2 separate regions of the Homo sapiens genome follow, and region 2 is linked to region 1. A link is a loop called in an ENCODE intact Hi-C map of the cell type or tissue named here. Cell type or tissue: CD4-positive, alpha-beta T cell. All regions are shown on one strand. Region 1 overlaps LOC124902370 (a long non-coding RNA gene). Region 2 has its middle 21 kb from the start of MIR3155B.

Evidence for each region. A loop is a pair of places that touch in the nucleus more often than their neighbours do. Peaks named below come from ENCODE experiments on the same cell type or tissue, not always from the same donor. Only the 100,000 strongest peaks of a DNase experiment are listed, where the experiment ranks them.
Region 2: it touches region 1 in a loop (6-fold over the local background); 9 of 110 quality-filtered maps call a loop at or near these places.

What each region holds. Positions count from the first base shown.
Region 1 is chr10:6,405,210-6,407,709 of GRCh38, forward strand. All of the region lies in intron 1 of LOC124902370 (a long non-coding RNA gene), which reads right to left. It also overlaps a transcript of PRKCQ not described here. Among named protein-coding and RNA genes, the nearest start is that of LINC02656, 56 kb to the left of the region's middle. In CD4-positive, alpha-beta T cell, CTCF peaks have their summits at 1,223 and 1,426; a DNase peak (open chromatin) is centred at 1,202; H3K4me3 peaks cover 353 bases.
Region 2 is chr10:6,171,843-6,174,342 of GRCh38, forward strand. It overlaps a transcript of PFKFB3 not described here. Among named protein-coding and RNA genes, the nearest start is that of MIR3155B, 21 kb to the left of the region's middle. RefSeq lists an enhancer at 1,568-1,617. In CD4-positive, alpha-beta T cell, a CTCF peak has its summit at 1,453; DNase peaks (open chromatin) are centred at 219 and 1,529; H3K27ac peaks cover 157 bases.

The sequences.
Region 1 (2,500 bases):
TGAGCTAAAGCAATCTGCCCATCTCAGCCTCCCAGAGTGTTGGGATTACAGGCGTGAGCCACCGCGCCCGGTCAGATTCTGTTTTTCATAGTGAGAGCTTCACAACAAACAGATGTGTTTCCTTGGGAAGCAGTGTTCCTTCAGGCAGATCTGTGCACTGGGCAGCTCTCCGTTTGCCGTCCTCTCATCTTGACTTTCGTGAACTCTCTCCTTTTGCGTCCTGGACCCCACCCAGGGAACTGCTCACTGCCTTGCTGGCAGGTTTGCAAATCACCCATGACAATAACTTACGTGTTTATTACCCAGTGCTATTGGCATTTTCACTGGGGAACTCCAGCGCCCCGCAAGTCTTTCTGACCTCAAGAATAAGGTTTTTAATAGCCAAGTGTTAAGTGTGGTGGAATGGGAAGGTGGATATTTTGGAAGAGGGAATTTGCCTTGCGTCTTCCCAACTATGCCCAAGAGCCCACTAGATGGCTCAAGTTCTTTATCCTGCTCTTTGCAAATGGACTGTCGCATGATTCTAGGTCTAGAGGAAGCTGATTGCTGCTACTGGAAGGGTCAGGCTTTGAAGGACAAGTGCGGGAGTGCTGGCTACTTTATGGTACTCTATGACTGGTGCACCCATGTGCCCATGGGGAGCAATGACAGCTCCAAAATCTCACAGGTTGGCACCTGTTACCAATGTTGTCCCATTTCCATGCAGCTGGGAGACCCTCAGTGGGAATGATGATTTCTTCTTGGTATAACCTCAAGTCAGGCATGTTGCTACCAAGAGCTCGCACATTCAGAGGGCCCATCCTGGAGGACATTTGGGCCATTTGTTTTGGGCCTTTGTTGCAACTAACACTTTTCATATTTTACCAACATGGAGAAAGAGCATTATGATAATAATGCCCTTTGGAATTGAGATTAGATTATAAGGAGTGAAATCTAAAGCATTGTGTGAATTTAAAATATACAACATTTTAGAAAAATCCTTGGGTTAGAATTAACTTATGTTAGAAACTGGAGATGCCTTAGAGTGCCTATATCATCCTAAAATTGTTCTTTTTAAAATTCAGAACTGTGTTCCAGACAGTTTCTAACACCAAATAATCAAACTACTTTTTTTTTTTTTTCATGACTAAAGTAGGAAAAATTTGCACAATGGGGCCCGTGTTCTTTTGAGCTCTAACCTGTGGTTCCAGAATTCGGCTGTAAAATAATGTTTGCTGAAGTCGCTCCCCAGTGGCTAAAATTGTGATTGCAGATTATACCAATGCAGAATTTGTTGTATGGTACTGAGTAATTTTTAATTACAATTTTAAATTACTTTCCCAGTTTATTTTAATGTTTCAATAAAGTTTTTTTGAAAAAGGAAAAAGAGAGTCACTTTCTAGTCAATGTGTTATGTTTAACCAGAAGGCTATTATAATTTTTATAGACACAAAACAGTTCTGAATAATGCCATGAAACGAATATGTCTTTGTGCAGATCTTATGATAATATGTTCATTCTGGAGTAAGATGTGCCGCCTGAGGCACTGAGGGAATGGCTCACCGTCATTACCATGGGTACTCACTCACCACTGTCAAAACCAACAAGGAAGCAGAGTTTCAGCCACTTTTAAACGATACTTTTCAGCTACAAGATGCAAATGTTTGGTTGATCTAGTGTAAGATTAATTAGAATGTCTCATATGAGTACAGAAACATGCATTTTCAGTATGATGATTTAAGCACAGCTAATAAAGTTGAAATGAACGAATGCACTTCGAATATGCAAAATATACCATCCTTTGTATTTCCTCGGGGGTAAAGCCCTTTGAAAAGATCAATGAGTGAAGTTTAAAAACCACAGGCATCATTTTTCTAATTTCACAAACCCAAAAAGAGCTATGGGTTCTAACAGATCACTCTAAAGAATTTGGTAATTCATCTATCCAACTTTCACTCTGCAAATGTTCAGCTCTGTTGCGGGCTGGAGACATGAGACAGAGAAGATGCAATCCCATGCCGGCTGAGCTTGCAGGTAAGCGAGCACCCAGTCCTGAATGCAGTGGGCGTGCATGGTGCCGGGGTGTGGGGGGTGTGAGGGGATGAGTGGGGGCATAAGAGGCATCTGGAGGGGGCAATATTGGAGCAGAAATCAGGAGGAGGCGTTCAAGTGAGGGGGAATGACTTCCAGGCAGCAGCTTGTGTCGGGCCCAGAAGCAAGCATGTGGTGTGCTTGGAAAGCTACATGTGTGCGCATGCATGCATGTGTGGTGTACATGTTCAGTGTGTGTGTGTGTGTGTGTGTGTATGGTGTGTATGTATGGTGTTTGTGTCATGTGTATGGTGTGTTCATGTGTGTGTATGGCATGTGTGTATGGCGTGTGAATGTGTGATTGTGTGTGGTATGTGCATGGGACATGCACATCTGTGGTGTTCGCATATATGATGTGTGTATATGGGTTGCATGTGAATGAATGTGTGTGGTATGTGCATGTGACGTGTACATACATGGTGTGTGTGGT
Region 2 (2,500 bases), 230 kb before region 1:
ACGATGAGAGTGGGGAGGGAGCCCGCGCTTCTCAAGCTCAAATGCCTAGGAGTCCTTTGGAGATGGCGTTCAGATGCAGATTCTTGTTCCATAGATCTGGCTGGAGCCCAAAGTTCTGCAGCTGGCGGGCTGATTCAGAAAACATGAGTTGGTGCTTTTCCTCTTTTTGCCGCCGTACTCCATTGAGAGTCTTAGTCATGGAGGGAAACCCGAAAACCACCGGTGTCCGGGACAGATACTCTGACGCATTCTCCCGGAACACCCTGGGGACTGCGAGAAAGCCCCTGCTGGCTCACTCGTTTGCTGGGATCAGTTCCCATCAGGCATGCGGCTGTGCTTCTTGGTATCGATTTGCTTCTTGGTCCCATGGCTTCTGCAGCCCACGTCGGGAGGGCAAGGTGTGGTGCAGCCTGAGAGAAGCATGCTCCTTTGCAGGAAGGAGAGGGAGGCGCACAGGCGGGCCTTTTGGAGCAGAGGAGGCAGAGGAGTCCAAGCTGGGTGCAGTTCCTCTGCTGCAGCCCTGAGCTGGGCAGACAGGACACTTCGCTGGCCTTTCCTGGCCTCATACTTGTCACTCGGTGACACTGCGACCAGTGTGAGCAAACGTTCAGAAAGCACATTTAAACACTGTTACTTAAAATTGCAACTTCACAGGGCCAGTATTCTTTTTACCATGTTCCAAATGAGGAAACCGGGGTGCTGAATGATTAAGTGACTTATCCAAGACCACAGGGCTTGCAAATGGCAAGTGGGAGGATTGTTTGAGCCCAGGAATCTGAGACCAGCCTGAGCAACATGATGAGACCCCATCTCTACAAAAAATTAAAACATTAGCTGGGTGTGGTGGCGCATACCTGTGGTTCCAGCTACTTGGGAGGCTCAGGCAGGAGGATTGCTTGAGCCCAGTAGGTCGAGGCTGCAGTGAGCTGTGATTGTGCCACTGCACTCCAGCCTGGGCCACAGAACAAGACTTCATCTCAGAAAAAAAAAAAAAAGTTCACCCAAGGCAGACAACTTGTCCAGGGAGGGCAGAGCTAGATGTTCCTGTGACTGCAGTGCTGGGGCGCATCTGTCCTCTGTCCTGAAAGCAGGCCGCTCCATGCTCATCTCCCACACCTTCACCTCCTGTTAGGCCAGCGTCCACTGCAGTGGCCCAGCTCTTCCCAGCATCCCCTTACACAGGATCTGTGTTCCCTTCATGGTTTGGCCTGCATGTCCTTCAACCTGGGACGTCCACTCTCTCTCAGTTCTGTCCTCATTGTGCCCTACTTGTCTACTTCGGGAACTCTCCTTCACCACTCACCTCACACCCTTCCTCCAGGAAGCCCTCCCTGACTTTCTAGGCAGAGTTGGAGCCCTCACCCTGGGCATTTCCACAGCAGAAACTGTCCCACCACAGCCGTTGCTGGTGGTCATGTTTGTGTTTGCCAGCAGCCCACAAGAGGTCGAGGCGCAACCTGTAGTCCTCAGCTGCTGGGGCCGGGCAGTGGTGTGCTTTCAGCCTGGAGGGGGCGCTCAGGAAGAGGTTGTCCACTTGTGTGCAGCTTTTATGTGTCCTGTGCATATGGTTACAGCACCGCTTCCTGTGAAGGAGTTGAGCTAGGGGTTGTGCTGAATGCAGAGAACAAGATACAAACTTAAAGAGGCCTAGGGTGTGGCGGGAAACACACACCCCTTCCCCCACCTATATATGCTCACGTGAAAAGGTGCAGACAAGTATTTGAGGTAGTGCAGAAAATAAATGCTTGGAGAACAGCAAGGGAGGGATGTTAGTAGACACAGAGGGAATAGACAGAGGCAAAGGGGGTTTCTGGGTCTCCAGAGATCTGGGGGGCTAGGTGCAGGAAGGCTTTTTTTGGGAGAGAAGCAGATCAGCTGCGGGGGTGCAGAGAGAGGGAGGGGAAAGGTTGCTTGAGGCCTCATTGTAGAGGACCTTCCGTGAAGCCTAAGGAGGTTGAACTTGGTCTTAGTGGCAGTCGGGAGCCAGTGATTGTTTCTGAGCAGGGGAAGAAAACCAAAGTACTGTCTTAGGAAGATGAGTCCCTGTCAGCGGAATGCGCAGTGGACGCAAACGGGAGGCGGGGAGGAAGAGATGGGGAGTGAGGGCCTGTGGTCCAGGTGCGGCATTTAGAATTTAATCCGCACAGATAGTAGGCACGGAAAGAACATAGATGATGTGTGCGGGAGTTGAGATTTGGGGATTGACCAGGTGTGGGGATTGGAGCGGCTTGAAGAGGCAAGTTCCAGTAGAAGGAGTCATTAGTCCTTACACGGTGCTCCTTACTCCAAAGCCTGTATTTTTTCTGCTGACTTCTCTGAGCCTTAGTCTCCTCTTCTGTAAAGTAACGGGCTTGGATCTCTTGTTATTTGTTCTGGACTCCTGGCACAGATCTGCTGGTTCCTTCATGCCAATGACCCAGGCCTGTTTACCAGGAGAAGCAGACATCGTGACCTTTCCCGTCCAGCCTTACAGCCTAGTTTATCAATCCAGGACAGGGGT